Linked DNA regions of Mus musculus: region 1 is linked to region 2. Evidence: chromatin loops called from intact Hi-C (ENCODE). Cell type or tissue: left cerebral cortex. All regions are shown on one strand. Each heading gives the region's core, and the rest is flanking DNA. Links, peaks and the distances in the headings are about the cores only. Region 1 holds the start of Gm49890 (predicted gene, 49890). Region 2 holds the start of Gm34457 (a long non-coding RNA gene).

What was found. A loop is a pair of places that touch in the nucleus more often than their neighbours do. Peaks named below come from ENCODE experiments on the same cell type or tissue, not always from the same donor. Only the 100,000 strongest peaks of a DNase experiment are listed, where the experiment ranks them.
Region 1: it touches region 2 in a loop (2.7-fold over the local background); 11 of 42 quality-filtered maps call a loop at or near these places.

What each region holds. Positions count from the first base shown.
Region 1 is chr4:88,932,690-88,943,767 of GRCm38, reverse strand. It overlaps Gm49890 (predicted gene, 49890), which reads left to right and starts at 1,726. Exons shown (of 3, transcript NR_132735.1): 1 at 1,726-1,771. In left cerebral cortex, for the core only: no CTCF peak of the experiment used is centred there; DNase peaks (open chromatin) are centred at 2,174, 5,138 and 5,616; H3K4me3 peaks cover 1,628 bases; H3K27ac peaks cover 1,110 bases.
Region 2 is chr4:88,867,635-88,878,712 of GRCm38, reverse strand. It overlaps Gm34457 (a long non-coding RNA gene), which reads right to left and starts at 6,786. Exons shown (of 3, transcript XR_390701.3): 1 at 6,723-6,786; 2 at 5,369-5,479; 3 at 3,818-3,888. In left cerebral cortex, for the core only: CTCF peaks have their summits at 1,990, 5,614 and 5,821 (motif pointing left); a DNase peak (open chromatin) is centred at 5,817.

The sequences.
Region 1 (11,078 bases), core at 1,988-9,987, 64 kb before region 2:
ATATTGGCGTGGCCTTTTAACTAGTCATTCACTGGATGGGGAGTGGGGATGCGATGGAATCCTTGATGTGGTTCCAAATGTTGCTGGTTTTTTAGCCTTAAAACCAACAGCCCAAAGACATTTGAAGGCCGAAGGCTTTGATGTGCTCCACACAGCACAGCACACTCCATTTGCCCAGCACCACAATTTAAGAGTCTTTCTCTCCTCTCTGCCTCTTTGTCTCTCTGTCTCTCTGTCTCTCTGTGTCTCTCTCTGTCTCTCTGTCTCTCTCTCTCTCTGCAGTGATTACAGAAGGTTGGCATTTTAGTATTTTCACTGTTTTTTGTTTGTTTTTGTTTTTCTGGTTGAAAAACCAAAAGACAGAATAAGGATCTTGGAAATTTATCCATGCTGCGTCTACAGAAGACCTCTGCTCCATTATGAGGCCTTGACTGTACTTCCCACTGTACTCGATAATGCCAGTAGAAGGTGCCTGAGACTCATTGCCACATTCCTAATTTAGTTTACAAACACAAAACCCATGATTCCTCCAAACATGATTTCTAGAACTTTCTTTTCAAAATAGAAGCAGCTGGCCATCACTGTCCTTTTCAAAGCACAAAGGATCACATCTGCACTTTTCATGTTGAGCATGACCGCGTTCTTAAGGGACTAGCCAATTTCTTTAGAATAAGAAATGGGTGAGTCTAATTTAGGGCGTCCCAACCTTATTGAAAGAAATCCACAGGTTCCTTGTTTCTTGTTTTCTTGTTTTGTTTTGTTTGCTGTGTTTTGTTTTATGAGGACATCTGGGCTTACTATTTTCTCACACATACACTAAGAGATGGGCATCGCAACATTTCCGTGAGTTTAGATGGACCATTTTGCATTTCTAGTTCTTAAGGAAAACATTTCTTGATGAAAAATACTTTGTCTAGGTGAGATTGGAGGGTTTTTTTTATTACTAATTATCAGACAGGGTATTGATTGGATATAAGTTTAGCAAGTGGTGGTCTGGGGATGATTTGATGGAGGGTGGAAAACAAAGGCAGGAGACACAAGGCTCCTAAACAGCTGGTCACAGAGCATTGGAGAAGCCGATAAACACATGTGCCTTTTAAGGAAAGTAAGCAGGCAGAGTCACACTCTACACCATTGGACTTCTCAGTCTCTAAAAACTGCAGAGACTCGACTCAGGATTCTTCATCTAAGCCTGAAGAACCTGAAGCGAAACAGAAAACTGCCCAGAACAAACACCAAAGGCCATGTCCACCCTCCAGGCGAATGTGTTGAACTAGCTTGTGATCCTGATAGAATTTTAAAAGACTCATCTAAAATCCTTACTGAGAGAAATCTTTTACCTCATTTGAGACCCTCATTTAAAAAAAAAAATAATCCCAGGATTTTGTAACAGATTATTTCTCTGGTTTTCCAGCTAGAGATACCAGGCAGCCAAAGCCACAGGACAGGCAACCATTTCTCTCAGTTCTTGGTCTCAGTGGGCAGCGCTTGCCAGACACTGGTGTGTACTTTGAAGAACGGGCATCTTGAAAAGCCAGTCCTGGCTCAGCAGTTGTCTCCTGCAAGCTCCCAGGGAGGCCAGTGCTGCTAGTCTGTGGTGCACTCTTAGTGAGTGGGAAGTCTCTAACTGTGGATCCAATCCTACACATCTACTGCACAAAGCCCTTCCCAGCAGCCCCTCCCATGCTCTCCCATCTATATCCTTACCTCACTCAGTCATCACTCACGTAACCTAAAGCTAACAGACGGGGAAGCCATCACCAGGGTTTGGGTAAGAAGAATAACTGACTTTTTTTCTTTGGAATGATCTTACGTTTATTACAGCTGGGTTTCAATGTTTCTCTGCTTTTGTGGTACTTAACATCTGATGTCTCTGTAAGTTGTGAAGCAAATTATAAGTAATGAGTGATGATGATTTGCATCCGAAGCCCGGAGCCAGGCTGAAGCTATCATGATATTGCTTTCAAGAGATGAACTCAGAGTGAGATCGTACCAAAACTTACACTGTCACAGCCCAGTTAGTAATTGATATCAAGTCTGTGTAGACCTATTCTAAGCTTCCTCGTGTGTTTGCAGTTGAGAACTACTTCCTTCTCATTGTTACCCTTTGTGGATTCAAAACACCGATGATTCAAAGATGAGCAAGGCCCGGGATCAGAAAGATTTGTTTGTGAGAGAAATTCAGAGCCGTGTGCATGTTAGCCACTGTGTGTGAGCAGCTGGTGTTACTCACTACATTTTCAATAAAGAGAAGTCTCCTGACAGCTCCTAAAATGGGAGCTGGATGAGCAAGGCTGAAAGATTCTGGAAACTGATACAGCATTTGATAAATTTTATGTAACTAAAGGCGATCCAAAGATGTCATTTCAATTTTTAAAAATATTATATTTATTTATCTACTTAGCCTGCGAAGGGTGTGTGTGTGTGTGTGTGTGTGTGTGTGTACATGCACAGGTACAAGCCGTGGCATACAGGTGGAGGTCAAAGGATAACTGGTAGGAGTGGGTCATTCCTTCCATCATGTGGGTCTAGGAATTAAAGTTGGATCCCTAGGCAAGCTCCCTTACCCGAGCTGTCCAGACGGCTCGTTTTATGTAAAATGGAATAGAACCAAATACCTTTTGAACACATTTCTATAAAAATCCATCTAAGAAACAAACTTAAATATGATTCTTTTTCTACCTCACTCAGTTTATTTCAATAATTCATGTATTTCCTTAACTGTTCTTCTGTATGGAAATTAGGTGAGATAGAATATTTAGAGAAAACAACACTATTGTATGAAGTGACATTCTAAACCTCAGCATGGAATAAAGGACATGGTGTCAGATGACAGCCTTGGCTTGCTGCTATTTACCCATGCTATCCCATGTGAAGAGTGCGCACTGTCTCCATTAGGGTTATTCGTGTCTCACTGCACACATAACCCAAAATGCATTCCTCCCACCCCTCCTTCTACACCTAATACTATCAAAAATAAAAGGCATGGGATTGGAGCTTTCAAAAAAAATTAAAGCTAGAAGAAGATTCTTTTAAACATCTGAAAACTTTATGTTTCCTAAGGACAAATGAGGAACCACATTTGTTTTTGAAAGCTTTACTGTTTTATTAATCACATATTTTTTTCCATTTACTTTCATCTTATCTTTAACTGTACGACACTTGAGAATACTCTCAGATATTCATCCGCCACCGTCTAGTTTTAACAGATGGGAACACTATGGGAAGAGAGCTGTTATGTTGCCTGTTAGGTTTTTTTCCCATTAAAAAGAAATATTTCTTAAAAATCATATTTAAAGTCTAAGAAACTGGCAACCTTTCCAATGGGTTGGGTGAGCAGCCAACACTGAAACTGTTTGCTATGTTCCGTTCACAAGCCCATCGGAACTTTAATGGGTGAGAAGGGGGCCTCTTTTCTATGCTTTGTGTAGCACTTGGGTGTTCAAAATTATGTATTTGTTTGGGGGACAAATAACTTGTCTGCCTGGATCAAAGCCTGAAAGACAAATGTTTGTTTTTCTTTACATTGATGTTTATAATTTGAAATGTATTATCTTTTTTTGATTATTTGCTATTCAAAGTATCATGCTATATAATTTTAGATAAGCATTAAGCAGTTTCATCTGTAATAGTAATTTAGACTTCTGCTTAAACCTTAAAGAAAAAAAGTCCCATAAATGAAGTGCCTGTAGTTGCTCATCTATTAGGTTTTCTGTTGGAGTTTGAGTCTTTCCTGGCCGGGTTTATATTACCACCCCCCCTTCCCATTTCACCAAAAGAATTATGTTTAAATGGCCACTTACATTTGACAACATCCTGATTCAATAAATAAAATTAGAGTAATATTTTTGCACTTCAAAGCATGCTTTTGGGTTTTCTATGGATAGACAAACACTTAGCTCTTTCTAGATTCTCATTTTAAGGCTTGCTTTTCATGATTTGGGGGTATTTGATTCTCCCCCCTCTGCACTCAGACTATAAACTTTAAAGCTAACTTCAAAAAAACTTCACAATTACTTTAATAGTGACATGTTTGACTGCCGATTCTTATTTTTTGATCAAGGTAGTGGATCAACCTTGAGAGTTTTCAGTTCTTCAAAATGGAGTTCATGAGTCAGAGCCATTTTCAGGTGAAGTGTAATGGTTCCTACCATTGTGCATTCAACACTGTTAACCATTAATCATCACGACCTTAACACACATAACTTGGGTGTAGGAGAGAGCATTAAAAAAAAACATTTTATGCACCTGCTTCATAAGGAAAAATTAAACCCGAGTTTCTCACATAAGTCTTAAGCTCATATATATGCATGTTAGTGTAATTTGTGTAATAAATCAACCCTATTTGGCTTGTCTTTTCTGTAGTCGGCTAAGCAAATGAGTACCACCTCATTAAGGAACATCTGGTGAGTAATTTTCACCTGGTTTGAATATGTGATTTTTTTTTTACACTGAGATGTTATCTCATCATTAATTAAACATCACCATGAATTTTATTCGTCTCCTTTCCTCACCCCACTTGTAGAATTTTTCTTGGTGGGTAATGGGACTTTTGCTAAAATGTAATTGCATTTACTTGTACAAAGACAATTTCCACCCTCTTAAATCAGTGTAAAAGGCCTCATGCTGTGCTTGCAGACTACAGAAAAAAAAATATGTTGCTGTGTATAATTCTGTATTTGCTTGAGAATTTCCAAGATGGGCAACCTAACCTCTACCTTTTAGGTAATTGAAACTTACATGGAAAGGATTGGGAAAGCGCATGTCTCTGCTTGTACGCTCTAGTATTAAACATGAATCTCATCGGACAATAAAAATGACGTGCTTGGAGACAGGGCAGTGCACGGGAGCATTCATACAAAGGCAACGCCAGTAAAGAGATTCAGAGAGCAGCACTCAGGCTGCTCAAGAACAAGATCCGGAGCAGGTGGGTACAGAAAAAAAACGTCCAGGAAGGCCTCAAGGCAGCCAAGACCAGGATGCCAGGGATGGGAGAGCTCCCCTCCGGCTTGAACGCCATTGGATCCCTGGGCTGCACCAGTCGCCAGGGTTTCTGAAGACCCCTGCCAGCATCGCCGCTGGCCTGCTGGTCAAGAATGCCGGGGCTCGCGCAGGTTGCCACGCGGTGGCTGCCGCCCCAGCGGTGACTGTCGCGAACCTTGCCTAGCCGCGGCGCTCGGGAGCTGCGCCGGCTGCAGCTGGTGCTGGCCGGGCGGAGGCGCGGCCGGTCCCGTCGGGGCGGGGCCGGGGCGGGGCGTCGGGCCGCGCGGCAGGTGTGGGCGCGCGGAGGTGGCACAGCCCGCGGCGCTTTCTTTCGACCTGCGCACAACGCGGGACGCAGAGGCGCGCGCGGGGTGCGTGGAGGCCGCAGGTAAGCGGGCCCGGGCGCGCGGCGAGCCACCCTGGGGTTGGTGGGAGCCGAGGGACGAGGCGGCTCGGCGGCGCGCGTGGGGAGCGGAGGCGCGGTCCCGCACAGCCACCCGCGCTCGGCCACACGCTCGGGCCGCGCGCGATCCTCGAGCGCGCAGGGAAGCAGAGCGCGGCGTGCGTGCTGGAGCGCTCTCCGCTGGGGAGTCCCCGCGTTGCCCACGCACCATTTCAAACTCTGGGTGCTTTGGAAACTTCCCGGGGGCTTCTCCGGTGGAGTGCACAGAAACGAGGCGTGCGGTGAGAACCCCCACAGCCGAGGATTCGCTTGTTTTCAGTTCGTACTCGTATGGTGGAAAAAGGATGAAGGATGTTCGTCAGCTCCTGCCCCTTCTCTCCGTGACCCTCCCTTGGAAGGGCCGGCTCCTCGGCTGCTGCAGGGTTTCCTCAGCCAGGCAGTGGCCGCGTAGGGAGCAGCGAAACAAGCTTAGGTGGCCTCCTAAAGAGCTAAAGGACAGGGACAGGCAATGGGGCTCACAACCTGCACCAAGGGTTGGAGCTGTGGCCCTCCTGCCTGGGGACTGCTTCTGGAATCCGAATCCCGTCTTTCAGCTTCCTCATTGAAATCCTGGCACCTTTGAAGTGGAATTAGAGGGGGAAGTAGGCACGAATTTTTTATTTTTATTTATTTATTTATTTTGCGGGAGTTTATTACCTGTGGATTAAAATACTTGGTGAACGGGAGTTTCGACAATGCTCAGTTTTATCATTTGTTTTGAGAAAGTTTTGGTTGACTTGATTTTTGTTTTAAGTGATTTAAAAGTGACGCTCGACTTTAGGTTTATTGAGTTTCTCGTGTTTGGTTGGAGGGGAGCTAACTTTTTAAGTTGTTTCCCACTGTCATTCTGGTTATTGTTCAGTATCTCCAGAGGCAGTTCCGTAGGTATTTTATTTTGATTTTTATCATCAAAAAAAAAAAGGCTTAAAATAATATTGTGCGGTTGTCCCCCACCAAGGAAGTAATATAGTTCGCTTCCTTTCTCCTTTGTAACTTGTACAGGGCCTCTTGAAAACTAGGTTGGGTCCCCAAATAGGCATTTTTGATTCGTGTTTAATAGACTTTTTTTTGGAGGTGGGGTGGGCCTTCTGGAAACTTTTCTTTTACATCATATTAGGTCTTTATTTTATACGTAGGTATTGCCTTCATGGTTGATGTGAGAGAGAGCAAGAAGCCTGAAAGCTAGAAGAGCCTAGAAGGCTCTTGAAGTTTTATAAATTCTGAAGAGTACATAGTAGTGACTAAATCCTTGACGGACAGTGTGGACTCGGCTTGTTTTAAATAGGTTATTATAGGACGAAAGCTATGAGACATCTACTATTTGAATATCTTTATAAAAATGGAAGTGGAAAAAAATGGAGAACAAGAAATGTGTATCATTTTCCCCTCATTTTGAAATCATTTTTCTTGATTTGCCCCAGAACTGAAGCTATATTAAATACCGTTGTTAACTATTTAGGGTACTTATAGAACATTAATTGATTTGTTTTAACAATAATTTTCTTCAGTGATAGGTTTTTGTTAAATGTGTTTTGCTGGGAATATTGACGCCTTGAGATTAGAAAACATTAAATTCTTCGTAATTGCCACAATTGCATTACTTGTGTCTAAGTATTTTTATCATTTGAACATTGTGGGGGCTCTTAACTTTAAACGTAAAAAGGCGAAAATGTAACCTCTGATTACTAACATTTAAGGGATAAAATATAGTATTAAAAGACAATATGGAATTTGAAGGCATTTTAGGATAGATAATTCTCTAATCATAAACAAGAAAGGGCTAGTAATAATGCTTTAAAACATCTTCTTGATATATTTAATAACTAGTTGCTTAAAAAGTAACCCCCAAATGTCTCAAAAGTTTTAATGAGTGATAAATTTTGTTATTACATAGTTCTGCAATGTAGGGAAAAAAAAACTTTTGTTGAATCTAGAATAGATGCAGCTTAAGTAAAAGAAATGGTGAAATTTGATCTTTGCATTTTGAGCTACATTTTCACTGGGGGCTTTTAAACAATGACAGTAAATTGTATAGAAAGTAGATCAGTTATTTAATCTGTACATGTAAGTACCCTAATGTGCTTGCTTCATTTGTAGAGTCTCCGGCTGTCTTTCACTCCAGGCTTAAAAAAACAAAACAACAACAACAAAAAAAAAAACAAACAAACTTGGGAGGAGGTTGGAGATGATGGAGGAAGCTTTCCATTGCACATGGGTGTGGGGGAAATCTGTGTTGACTTCAGGAGTAAGGAGGTTAAAAGGTAGAGTGTAGGGTCAAGATTTACTTGTAGATTCATTCTCTAGGACCTTCTGCTTTTCCTGGGATTAACATTTTAAGCAATATACAGTTATTGCATGCATGACAGCAGAGGGGGGAAAGTCCTCTTCCAATAACCTTGAAACCCTGATTCTGGCTTTATCAAGTATGTTCTGTTTCGTATTTTCTAGCCGATCCTAGCTACTGAGCACTTGAAGCCAACTTGCAGATTACAGAGAATTCGCTAGGTGATTTCTATTTTCAGAGAAATACTCTTTTGAGACACCATTATTTTAATATCCCAAATAGCACCAATCTTCTGAGCAAAACAATAATTGTCCTAGTAATTTAAAACTACACTTTTAGCAGGGAAAATGCAATGTACATGACTGCCAATGCTCATACTATGATCTTCTTTGGTCCACTTCCATTTCTTGCTTTGTGATGTCTCTGACACATCATTCTGATGCAAGAAACTTGAGGCGGGGGAAGCGGGGGTGGGGAGCGTTCAGAAAACAAGCAATGCGTGTTGATCCTCTTTCTGCTGTATAAGCCTGAGTCTTCGTGACACAGATCCACAAGTCTGAGAGTCTTCACCCCACTCCCCTTTACTGAGTCTGAGAGAAGACAGGACAGACAAGAGTCAGCTCTGCCATTTGCAAAGCGGAAGCTTGTGCTCCACAGCAGATCCAGTCCGTGGTCTAACTCAGTTTTACTTCCTTGCCAGGGGCATAACAACTGGAGTTAAAAGACTTATACCCAGATGGGGAAATTAGTGCCATTTGTGTATAGGCTGTAGCCTTATTGAAGCTGCTTTCAAAGTAATTGGGACGAAATCAAGACATAGTATGATTTAATTATAAGTCCTCTAGGGTGGGTAGTGGGTAGGAGTCTGTGGCTCAGAATATATTTAGGCTTTTCACTTATGTTGAGTTTTTTTACAGTTTGCATTGTAGTTGTTCGTGCGTGCTCATGTGTGTGTGTGTGTGTGTGTGTGTGTGTGTGTGTATGTGTGAGAGAGAGAGAGGGAGAGAGAGAGAGATTTACTTATGCTTATATAATTTGGAAGATGGGAAAGGTATAAAGTAGTGAATTTTAGCTATTAAATTGGTTTAAGTTTTCTGCTGAGGTTATTCTTTGATGGACTGTCTTCATTGTGTTTTAAGTTGATGCCCTTTGGAAGTAATTCTGATCTCGAACCGGGATGGCGGTGGTGGGAGAAACCTACTGTGTCTAAAAGCCATTCTAACCTGACAATTGAAACCTTCCTTTAGTTATCTCTGACAATTTCAGGTAGACTTTGACCATGTTAATAAGCTGAATGTGTGTTGCATAACTTAAGAGAATTCAGCCCTGAAAGTCGTGCTCCACAACTTGTGGGCTGAGTGATTTTTTTCTCTCTCTCTGATTTAAGTATAGCATGCAATGTCTAGTCGAGACCAATATTTCTATACGTCTCTGTTAAAAATTGTTTAGAATCTAGTGTTTTAATACAGGCAAGGGACTGATAGCCCAGAATCCAACTCATGAGAGCTACTACCTAACACAGTCTGAGATTGCTAAATTATAGTGTGCTATAGATATAGTCCTCTTCACAGAGTTGCTATTGAGTCACCTGTGGAGATTGTTAACTGTTTCCTGACTTAAGCCTGGCTGTTTAGTGATCATCACAACGCCAGTGATCAAATTCTTTTGTGAGTCTTAAATAACAACAGTGACTTTGCTCTGTACCTACAAAGCCCTGGGTTCAATCCCCATCACCGAAATAAAGCAAAACCAGATTAAAAGTGTGAGTGTCTGGACAGATGGGAGTCTGACTCCTTCGGCTCTACAGGTGAGTGGAGCCTTTTAAATGAGGAGTAGCTTTAGACCAGAACTTTCATGTTTCTGCCGGTCATTCTGTTGCCTGGTGAGTCCTGTCCTGTCCTGTTCTGTGCCATAACTCAAAACTAACTGACCGGCTTCCTTCTCTCTCTCTCTCTCTCTCTCTCTCTCTCTCTCTCTCTCTCTCTCTCTCTCTCTCTCTCTCTCTCAAATGGATAGAGTGTGGAATCTAATTAAACTTAAAAAATATTTTTTTTTAAAGTGAAGTCAGATTTCATCCTGACTTCAGTAACTCTGAAACACCTCTCGGTACCCAGTCATCTCCAGTGGCAGACTAAAGCCCTCGGGGGCTTCAGAGATAGGATTAAGATGAGGTTTTATGTGCAAGCAAAGAAAAAGGTTGGATTTTATTTCAAAGTAACAGATAAGTAGATATACCTAGATTGATGTGTGATGGCTAGCTTCTATTTGCTTTTAGTAATTGAGCAGTCACAGTTTTATAACACTTTAACTCCTGGAGACAAATTTTTAGTTTTATATAAAAGGAAAATTTCACTTAAGTCCTCTTGATCTTATTAAATATTGAGTCAAATTAGCTCAGAGATGCTTGCTTTTTGTGATTTATCACTTTCAACCACCAGTAGCTGAGAATATTTTGATGAAAAAGAGAAATAAATGAAGATAAAATGAGGAAAATGTAAAGTAAAGACCAGTCAGATTAATTTTTGAAGCACTAAATCTTTAATATGATTTTTCCTGTTTGGGGGTTTTCAAGTCCTGGTGAAATGCCCATGTATTTGAAGTAATGACAAAGAGGATGAATTTGAAAGCTCTACTTTCCTTTATTGATAAATGTATTTGATAATTTTTCAAAGCTGATGTCCAGAATTTTGTTTTACTTAACAATTGATCAAAACAATAAATAAAAATGGAAAAGTAAGTCTCAGTTAAGGAACAAATTCATTTAAAGCCAGTCTTTGTTTTGAAGAATTCATTTTACCAATTACAAGTGTTCGTAGGTTTTTTTTTCCCCTGAAATTTACTAAATTAGAAGCGGTAAGAAAACTGTGTATTTAGAAATAACTGGCGGATTGACAAGCTTTAGCACTAATTAGTGAAGCTAAAAATAATGTGTGCTGGACATATTAAAATATAAAAACAGCTTGTCATTGTTATTCACTTGTAGTTCAGAACCCATCTCATTAACACGGATACAGAACTGCCTTCTTGGACCAGAGAATCAATATCACCCAGAGCTTTTTGTCAAAATCAAATAAAATATGTGTCTCACCTGTCTTGTTGGCAGAGCAGTACTGACTGTAGAGTTGTCTTCATCTTCTGATGGTTTTCTGTGCCCCATGCTTTGTGTGTACTATGGGAGACCTTCTCCACAGTTCTCGTGATTTAGCTGCCGTGATCGTTTTTATTTTACAGACTGGAAAACTGGCCTGGAAAGATTAAAGATTTCAGAAATCTCCTAAACGGTGCAGTCTGTGTGTTTCCTATCTCACCTCTGCTTTTAATTTGCTGTATATAATGATATTTAAGCAGATTATTTGTTATTTTTTTAAG
Region 2 (11,078 bases), core at 1,034-9,033:
GCCGACTTGAGGGATGGGGGGCAGGAAGAAGAGGGAAGGAGAGCCTTTGCTCTTGTTTCTGTGGTAGCTTTGAGTCATATGCTTATTATAAATTAAGTTAAATGCATCTAGCTGGTTAGAATTATTATCAGCGAAGGAGCCTTGCTGAGGAACAGAGGGGCGAGTTGACAGAGGAAGCCGGACTGAAGCAGTCCGCTCTTGGTTGGCAAAGGCTGGGAGGAAGCTGACCATGCCACGGGGAGGGGCTTCTGCTTCCGGAGGGCTCTGATAGTGACAGGCTCGAATCTCTCCTAGCCACGCCCTTCCAGAAGGCATCACAAAGCAATGCGGAGCAAGTTGTCTGAAGTCCACTGAGACTCGCTGATTTGGCTACACTACAGATACAAAGGACACAAGCTCTGCAACTACTTCTACTTCATGGTCCTTGGGTAGTCTGCCATGGAAGTTACTTCTGAATGTAGAGGCTTGCTGGAGAACCAGACAATCCCAGTTTGGTTTAATCATTGCAAGCAGCTCTTGGTAGAGGCACCTAGATTTGGCTTAAATGAAAGGGGAGGGGGAGCTGAATGGACTTCTGAATGGGAAGAGGTTGCCACAGTGAGGTAATCTCTCCAACAACTGAAAACACAGGAGCTAGCAAGGGAGGGAAAGACCGTGCTGACTTCATTGTGAGGCCCAGGACGGGATCTGTTTACCTTTAAGTTCACAGAGAGGTAGTGGAGTCAGGGAAGGAAAATAATATTTACCACACTTGACTGAAAATACAGGTCGTTTTGCTTCTCATGGTCTGGAAAACTTTTTGTTGTTTTTCTACTTTAAACCAGGAAGTTTCCAGAACCAAATCCGTCATCTAACAATTACCCAGTTCTCTGAACAACCTTGTCTGTTTTTCTCAGGTGAAAACAAGACTTCAAAGATGAAGTAACTTGCTTAAAACAACAGAGCAAGTCCCAGAGTTAGCCAGTGCTAGCCAGTGCAAAGACTCTATCCCAAGGCACCCTGACTTGTGGCTCAAACACCTCCACTTGTGTAAAATAATCATTTGTGATAATAATTATATTCTAGCTTGAGCTATGACCTCTGAATTCTGAATTAAAGAAAGGATATGCCTCCTCTAGACACCCCTTTCCTCAAAACTTGAGTATAGAGTAAGCCCAGTGGTGATAGCAGACACATAACTTTAATCCCATCCCTCAGGAGGCAGAGGCAGGTGGTTCTGTGAGTTTGAGGCCAGCCTGTTTTACAGAGTGATTTCCAGGACAACTAGGACTACACAGAGAAACTGTGTCTTGAAAAAACAAAACGAAACAAAACAAAAAACATAGAGTAAAACTGTCTTTAGTTCTGAATAGCATTCAGTAAGGAAGAGGGAAATGGAGAAGGAGGAAGGGAAATATCCACCTCCTGGTAAAAACGTGGAGGCTGCTGCTGACTCTGGAGTGTAACCTTGGCCCTGGATGTGAAAGACAAGGCCTGAGAGTTCATCTTTACTGAACACAGCTGTTATCTGAGTTTCTCTAGGCAGCTGCTCTGTCAGACTCCATTTGGACCACAAGGGAGCTGGGGTGGGTCAATCAGACTACTGAACCTTGCCATTTCTTTTAATATGAGCTATCCTAGGATTCAACTAATTGAAAAGTGAAAGAGAAGGAAAGAAAAATATGTCATATGGCTCCAACTGCAAAGGGAAGGGTGTAGCTGTGTCCACAGGAACATGAGTGGGATTGGTGACCACAGAACAGTGATTCTAATACTATGTATCACGTTTACTCAAGTGACTAGATGTCCATGCTTCTCTCTGGGGCACCGAGGGCACGGCATTACTCTTCTCATTACAGAAATGGTGTCAGGCTATCAAACATCAGCACCCAATCCCACTGACTCAGACAGTCCCAGTTTCTACACCTTTCCAAAAACAGCTCCATCTATGGGAAACCCCAAGTATCCCACTGACTCAGACAGTCTATGAGATTCTCTGTCCCAGTTTCTACACCTTTCCAAAACAGCTCCGCCTATGGGAAACCACAAGCATTTGCCTATGGGAAACCACAAGCATTTTCTGGTAATTCCTTCAAGTGCAGAGCTCAGAATTATAACATCACATACAATCTTCTTCACAATGGCTGGACACGGCCCTGTGTGCTGTTGGGGACAGGACAATGATGAGAAACCTGACATTCAGGGATATGAAAGAGAAACAGTGGTTTTTACGGCCCACTGCTGGGTGCTGAGATAGGTAGGGGATCAGAGGTCAGGCAATGATCCTGCTCACAGCAGTGACGTGTTTTCCAGGTTGGCCTCTCCTTAATCTCCGGTGATGCTCTCTGGGACACTCGCCCTCATCTTCCTAATTCAAGGGTTCATTCACTTACCCTTTATTACTTTCATTAAATAGTTTATCATTTTAAAACTACGAGCACATGGGCACTGAGAATGGATACACACTTATTAGTGAGCATCGAGGGAAGAAATCCTTGTTAAAACTTAGCTGAAATGCAGTTACATCATTTCCCCCTCCTCCTTTCTCCTACCCCTTCCCATGCTTGCATCCTTGCTCCATTAAGAGACTCCTCTTTCTCCAAGCACTGTTGTTACATATACATAGAAACAACAACAACAACAAAAAAATCACTCAGTACTGAGAACCAATTAAGGGGCTCTTCCCTAGGAAGACTCATTCTCCTCTGTCATCGGTTGCTAATTGCTTGTAAGACTTCCTCTAGGGTGTGACCTGATGAGGTCTTCTTTATCTGTGTTGGCATGTCAACTGGTGTTGTCGCTGTTCAGGTCTGGGTAGGCAGCCACACTGTTCCCTGTCATATCTAGAAAGCACAATCTCACAGCAGACTTCTTGGTCCTCTGACTCTTAGAACCTCTCCCCACCCCCCACCCCCCCCCACCCCCCCCCCCGTCTTCTGCAATGCTCCCTGGGCCTTAGTTAGGTGCAAGGTTTGGGTTATAGATGTGTTAACTAGGCCTGGGCACCCCCCCACACACACACACACAGCTATTTCTTTTCATTTTGACTAGTTGTGGCTTTCTGTGTTGGTCTCCCGACTTTGATGGTGGAGGTGGGGTGAGAACTTCTTTGATGGAATGTGAGAGTGAGAGTCTACCTTTGCCTGTGGTTAAGTATTTAGAGTGTAGTTAGGAATACATTGGCTTTAAGGAAGTGGCAGGATCTCCTGGGCTGGAGAGCTGGCTCAGGGCTTAAAGGCTAGATTCACAGCCAAAGAGACAAGTAGAAAAATTCTTAAACTTTAGTGCAAAGGACCAGACCAGCTTTGCCAGGTGGTGCTGAGCACCTTCTGTGTGCTCTGGATGAGCCTCTGCCTTGAATGGGAAATAGGAGCTCCAGCTTCACTCTGTCCCAAGGGATGTCCTAGTGGTTCCCTGTGTCACTTTCAGTCTTCATTGACCCAGCATCTCATGTCCTCTGGGAATAAATTTTTTTTTAAATGTTGCCAAGTGGCACTGTGCAGGAACTTCACATTGTTCCTTGTCATCCTTAGAGTTGTTCTTGAGTTCTGTGGAGGAACAGTACTTGTGTCAACATGCCTCCTCTGCACTAGAGATGTCCAGCCATGCTTTTCTAGCTGTCTTGATTTGTTGTTGTTGTTGTTGTTCCTTTTTACTTCAACACTCTTCTGGAGTCAGTGTTATAGTAATTTCAAAAGTCAAGTTGTATGACTCTTAATATTTTGCAGTCAAAGGACATTTTAAGTGGTAAGCACTTTTCTGATATTCTCATTTTACCGAGGGACTTCATAAAAGAATATCTTTTGATTTTAAAACAGTGAAGTAGAAGCTTGGGCACCAGTGATTTTGCGGGTTTTTAATTTGTCTGTTTCGATTTTCCAGGTAATTGTAGGTTGATGCCAGCTACAGCTGTAAGAGAATACATAGACAATGGAAACCTGAGGTGGGAGCTGGAGAGATGCTGTATGACAACACATAACCAGTGTGGACAAGGCGGGAGGAACTCAGTCATTAAAGCCCTTGCTGATCATGCAGAGGACCTGAGTCCAGTTCCCAGTCCTCACATGACAGCTAACAACCCTCTCTAACTCTAGTCCAGGGATCAAGAACACATGAGGTACATACATACAGGCAGGCAAAGCAGACACACACATCTAACAATAAATAAATATTTTTAAAAGTGGGGAAGGAAATAGAAACACTTGAGCCTTGTAGCAAGATTGTCTCCATGATTGCTTTACTAACTGCTCTGCAGTCATTCAGGAAAGATGAGAACTGCTCTGGTTGTCTAGACCAAGGATGCCCCACATCCCCAATGAGGTTTGGAAGAAAGCTTACCACTCAAACTGAAACAAAGAAGATCAAGAACAAGGAGGAAGACTGGGTGGAAGGGGAAGGGGGAGCAATAGCTGTGGGAAAGGCTGTGGGAGTCAGAGGGAATGGGGGACATTAGGAGAACATGGCCCACTGAATCAACTAAGCGGGACTCACATGTGCTCACAGAAACTAAAGCAGCAAGCACAGAGCCTACATGGGTCTATGCCAGACCCTTTACATCTATATTATAGCTCTTTGCTTAGTGGTTTGTGTGGGACTCTAACAGTGGAGAGAGGTGTATCTCTGACTCTTTCGCCTGCTCTTAGGACCCCCCCCCCAATTTGGTTGTCTTGCCTGGCATCAATCAATATGAGGGCTTTTGCCTTGTCTTATTGCATCTTGTTTTGTCCTGTTTGGCTGTTGTCTCTTGGAGGCCTTGGGGAAGAGTGGGGGGGGGGGGGGCGGGGAACTAGGTGGAATGTATGGTATGAGACAAAAGTCTACTTTTTAAAAAGTATGGCTGCAGTATTGCTCTCCCTGGTTGACAGTGTCTTTGGGGTCCAGTCCTTAACTGTGTGGATGGACAGAAGTTGAAGTGCTAAGTAACACAAGAAACTGGGCAGGAGATGATGGAGTGGGGCTAGAGAGCCTTCTAGACTAGGTTAAACTCTGACTATGAAATCACTTTCTTGGTATAACAATAGACTCTCTTGAGGATTCTACTTGGCTTGCTTCTGGTTCTGGTTCTGAGGATGTTGTCTGCAGAGACGAAGCAATACAAAATAAGACGTCCTGGCCGATAACAACTCAGTGACCAACAGTCCCAAGGGAAAACAAGCTTCTGGCAGATTAAAAACAGGAGAGAACGGTGGCTTCAGATGTCCCAATTATCAATAAAAGTATAAACTCGGAAACAGTCATTATACAAAGGATCTACAGTAGCCAATTTAATTTTTTAACATGAGCGCAGTAGGAAGACTGATAGTAACATAGGTGGGTGATAGGAAGGAAAGTTGAAGAACAAGTTTAACAACGGAAAAGTAAAGCAGAGAGCAGAAGGCTCATATTTCACCTTATTGGTGAATCGTGTCACCACGATTCAGTAAGCATGGGTCTTTCCACAGACGCTGTAGATTAACTGACGATCCACATTAGACTGGTCTTTCACTAAACAACAAACTGCCTGTTGATTTAAATAACAAAATATGGATAGTAATCTCGAACAAGTGAATACTTCACCCAAAGCTAACAAGGTACGCTTGAAAACGGTGCTATTAATCTTATACCACTACTAGGTAGACGGAGATTATTGTTTTTGAAAAAAGACTTTTTAAACTTACATTTTAATAGCAGGTTTGTCCTCTGTTCTATACAGTTGAGGGTATTTAAATGCCTGAGAGCCCAACTGTGCTTATTGAAGATGAATGTAATCTGGGGTTATCATAATTATCCAGAAGAACACATGAATATCTAGAATTGCTTGAGCAAATACATTATAGTGACTGATGTTATTCTGCCCTCTACTGGTGAAGATTGAAATTCACGCTGAGATGGGTTCCAGTCCAAAGACTGAATGACCAACGTGAATCAATCTCTCTCTCTCTTTCTCTCTCTTTCCCTCCCTCCCTCCCCTTTCCTCCCTTCCACTTTTTCTCTCTCCATCCTTCCCTCTCTTCCTCCCCCTCTCTCTCCCTCCCTCCTTCTCCAGGATCTCACTATGCAGCCTTGTCTGGCCCGGAACTTGATTTGCTGATCATGCTGGTTTTGAACTCACAGACATCTACCTGCCTTTGTCTCCAAAGCACTCGGATTAAAACCATGAATAACCACTCCTGGGTTGAACTAGAATGTCAGGGAATTTTTTCTCATAAAACAAAATGAGCAAAACAAACCAAAAAAGCAGAATTAGAATCTTGATTTATATATCTTGGTCAATTAATAAGAGCAGGGAAAAAATTGAACAGTATACAATCTCCTATTTACATTGCTAGGCCCATTATGTCATTCAAAACGGTCTGCATGCTGCTTTCCCCATATAAATGTAGCTACTGCCTTTCATCAAGAAGCCTCTCTTGGTAACAAATGGAGACCATCACAGAAAACCACAACTGGACACAATGTAGACAGCAACAGATCCTAGGAGAAGCAGCTCCAACAGATACATCTATATCCAGGTCACAGCTCCAGCATCTGCAACTCAGAGGACTCCAGGAAAGGGTCCAGAAGCAGATATATATATATATATTTCTGCAACCAAATGCCTTTCACCTTGTCCAGTGTCCTCCATATGCACATACAAGGGCTTGTGAAAAAGGTAAGGAATGGTTTCTTGACTTAACTTACCAAGATTTTCACTCTGTCATATACATTTCTATCAAGGCTCTGTTGGCCACTGAACAGTCTAGTGGCATTAGCTCTGCACTTACCCATTCTTCAGCATTTTCCCTCTGCAGGCTGAATTCCTAACCCGGCCACTTCTCCCTCCTCCTAGCCTGGGCATGGATATAAACATGTGTGTTATTAATGGTGACCACTGGACTGCAGCTATGCTGCAGGTTTCTATTTGCTGTGGGTATAACCAGAGGAGCCAGTTTAGGTGAGAGTCAGTGTCAGAGGGACTGGATGGAGCGTAGATGAAGCTCCTCCGACACCTGGTTTTGTTTTATTAATGCACACAGTCCCTGTTACTAACATGAATCAATTAAAGCCTGCCCAACTCTTTACTGGTCTGGGCCCTCCAATCTGTTGCCATTAAAGCAGAGACTTATTCTTTAATATCAACCAAGAACCAGTTGACTGCTTTGGTGATATGGGCAAGGGGGCTTAAATGGTAGGTCATAATTACTAGTGACTCATTCGCTCTATCTTTTTAGCAAGTGTTCTAGTTTGGTTTTTAAACACTTACCAAAAACAACTTAAGAAGAAAAAGATTTATTTCATCTTACAAGGCACACCATTATCAAGGGAAGCAAGGGCAGGAATCGGGAGGCAGGAACTGAAGCAGAGACCATGAAGGAGTGTTGCTTGCTTGCTTGCTTTCCCTGGCTTGCTCAGTCTGTCTGCTTGCTTCCTTCCTTTCTTTCTTAAAAGACATATTTGTGGTAGAAAGCTTTTTAATTGTTACTAAGTTTAAGACATATTTTCTTACTTTGGTACAAAATTTGTTTTGATACAAAATCAAGGTTTTCATTACTATAAATTTCTCCTATTGATACAAAAAATTTTGAAAGTACAGGGCTTAGATCCAGTCCTTCTATAACTGTTTTTATAAACTGGTCTGAGATGAATAAGCCGGTGAGTTAAGGGCCAAATAACAAATTCATGTCTCTAAGTTTATTGTTAGAGTGTTTTCAGATATTTAATTAGAAACAGCTGAGAGCAGTTAATGGACAACAGTCCAACAGATTACTTTACATAGATAGTTGGCTTTCAAAAACGTCAAAAATCACAGAATGTGACATTGAATGTTATTTATTCACTTGTGGTTGAGACAAATCTGCTTGTAACAGCTTCCCATTCATGGATTCAAAGAAGCAGCTGAACATCTAACCTCCAGGTGAGGCTGTACATTTGTGGCTAGGTGGCCACTGGGCAGAAATTGCCTATCTCTCTTGCAGACCTGTACTGTTCTTGAAAGGACACAATTTACAGGTTAGGACAGCTTTGTTCTGCCAAGACAGAATAGGCTAGTCCTTAATATTCTGGTATCTCTAAGGTCTGTCAGATGATCCTGGGCCAGAAGGCTGAAGACAGATAGATGCTTCAACTTCCTGACTTACTAGGGCTGTATAGGTAAGCAGCTGTCTCTACAGTTTGTCTCAGTTCTGGAAGCTGTGTTAGGCTTCCTATATATTTTCAGTAATGTTGGTTATTCTCAGATTTCTGATGGGGTTAAAAGATGACTTATAGTCTCTTAGCCAACCCAGTTATTTACATTGAGAGAACAGATTTGAGAGCATGGTTTTCAGATGGCATATAATCTAAAGCCAGGACATAAGTCAGGTGTAGAATTTTAAGTCTTTTAATTAGGACAGATGACATTGTTCTATCTTAATGACAAAAATGATAGACTGGGTGTTAGATCTATCTTATACCTTATAAATTACAAAATAGTAATAGTTGTGCTTAATTTATAGTTTTGAGAGAAAAGATTTTTTTATTTAATTAAACAGAAAGGGTGATATGTGGCAGGATTTTCCCTGTCCAATTACATTAAAATATTAGTGCAGCAGGAGGCCTGTGATTGGACAGGGAAAAGGGAGACAGAGCTAAGAGTTACACACACACACACACACACACACACACACACACACAGAGAGAGAGAGAGAGAGAGAGAGAGAGAGAGAGACTCGAGGGAGAGACGGGGGAAGCAAGATGGACACAGACAGGAAGGTACAGACTCAGTGTGGCATTAAATAGCCACAGGTACATAGGGCATCATAAAGGATAGAATAATTGGGAAATTGGGATAATTTGTCTAATCTAGGTGGGCAGCTGGTTTTTTTTTTTATTATCAATTGGTTCTGAAATCATTGCATTGGAATCTTGTGGATTGAGAATTTATTGATACATAAATCTGATTGGTTAATTATAAGCTTCAAGAGTTTTGTTTTACTGGGTTACTGGAAGGTGGGACCACTGACCACAGGGGGATTATGGCTGAGAGGGTACAGGTGGCACTGAGGCAGTGAACTGGAACTGCTATAGCAAGAGGTGTATTTTCAGTATATGAAAATCAATGGGATACAAGAGTCAACTCAGTGCTTCTTAGAAGGGGGAACAAAATACTCAAAAGAGGAAATATGCAGACAAAGTGTCGACTGAAAGAAAAAAGAGACTGAAGGAAAGGCCAACCAGAGACTGCCCCACCTGGGGATCCATCCCATATACAGTTACCAACTATTGTGGATGCCAGGAAATGCTTGCTGACAAGAGCCTGATATAGCTGTCTCTGGAAAGACTCTCTGCCAGACCCTGACAAATACAGAGGCAGTGGTGGATACTCATTGGACTGAGCGCAGGGTCCCTGATGGAGGAGTTGGAGAAGGCACTGAAGGAGCTGAGGGGGTTTGCAGTCCCATGGAGGCGTTAACATGCCAGACCCTCTGGAGCTCATGGGGACTAGATCACCAACCAAAGAGTACCCATAGAGGGATCCATGGCTCCGGCCGCCGCATATGTGGCAGAAGATGGCCTTATTGGACATCAATCAGAGAGAGAAGTGGCCCTTGGGCCTGAGGTGGGGTTCGATGACCCAGTGAAGGGGAATGCCAGGGCGGGAAGGCAGGAGTGAGTGGGTGGGTGGGAGAGCACCCTCATAGAGGCAGGGGGAGGGTGGATGGGATGGGGGTTTCCGAAGGGGAGACCTGGAAAGAGGAAAACATTTGAAATGTAAATAAAGAAAATATCCAATTAAAAAATCAATGGGCTAGCCGGGCGTGGGGGAGGCAGAGGCAGGCGGATTTCTGAGTGCTAGGCCAGCCTGGTCTACAAAGTGAGTTCCAGGACAGAGAAACCCTATCTCGGAAAAACAAACAAACAAACAAACAAACAAACCAAAAAAACAATGGGATATGATATTTAAGAAGAATTCGTTTATCAGTCAAACATGATACTTTCCTCTGCAGCCTTGCTCTTAGTTCCTTGGGCTCCCTTCCACAGTGTAGTTAAGGGTGGTGTCAGGTGCTGTGACTTCACAGCAGGTAGGAGGTCCAAAAACCCATTCTTTCCTTTCTCCCTACAGCTGCTCATTGCCCAAATTGCACGCACGTATGGTGCATATGGAGACTTGATGTTTTATAAAATAATCTCAAAGAATGACAGACAAAGAATATTCTGGCACTGGGTCAGTTTTTGTTAAGAAAGGACCTCCTGTGCCTTTTGGAGCCAGCCAACCAGATAGTCCTCTGTGCTGCCTTCTGGGATGAGGATAACGGGGGGGGGGGGGGGGGGGGCAGGGGGCGTGGATATCAGCTACGCGCGGTTTCCTGCCTCTATGACGTCACTGTAGCGGGTCATTCCTTCCGCCCCAAAAGCACATCTCACAAACAAGCACATACCACTCTCAGCAGTTGCCCGAAACTTTCGCTTTTTTCCCGTGGTTTTTCACTTTTCAAAGAAACTCAGAGTCACAAGGAAAGCGAAACACCTGTGCGGATGGGCGGCACATGGAGACAGGAAAACACTGCGGCAGGGGAATAAGCGGATTCTTTGGGCGAGAAAGCTGGTGGAGAGGAAAGGCACCCGTGCGGCGCCAGTGCCTGTGGGTGCATATTGGTCCGCACCGTGGGAGAGCCCCTATGCGGGGGCGTGCACATCACTGACTGCACAGGGATCACTCTGCCAGAGGAATGGTGTGTTTTCCTCTTTCCAGAGTTTAACCCAGGCTTTCACGCGGTTCCAGCTTCAACAAGCAGAGCGCCCTGTGACACTCAGCAGACAAACACTTTGGTATTCTGAGACAGCTCAGTTTGTAGAGGACTCACTAGAGAGAATATACAGGAAAGATACCAAAATAACATTCAGGGGACATTAATGCACTTTCTGCTCCAAGAGCCCCATCCCTTCGTTCTTAGTGTTTGTATATTTATTCATGTAAGTGTGTGAACACATGCATCATGTCATACATATGACAAGCAGAAGACAGTATTCAGGAGTTGGTTCACTCTTCCACCATGGGACTTCTGAATCCGGCGATCACTGTGCCTTGGGGGAATCTGAAGTCCCTTCTCTCCTTCAGACACTAGGAAGGGGAAATTTTTATTTGGCCCAGGAGCACAAAT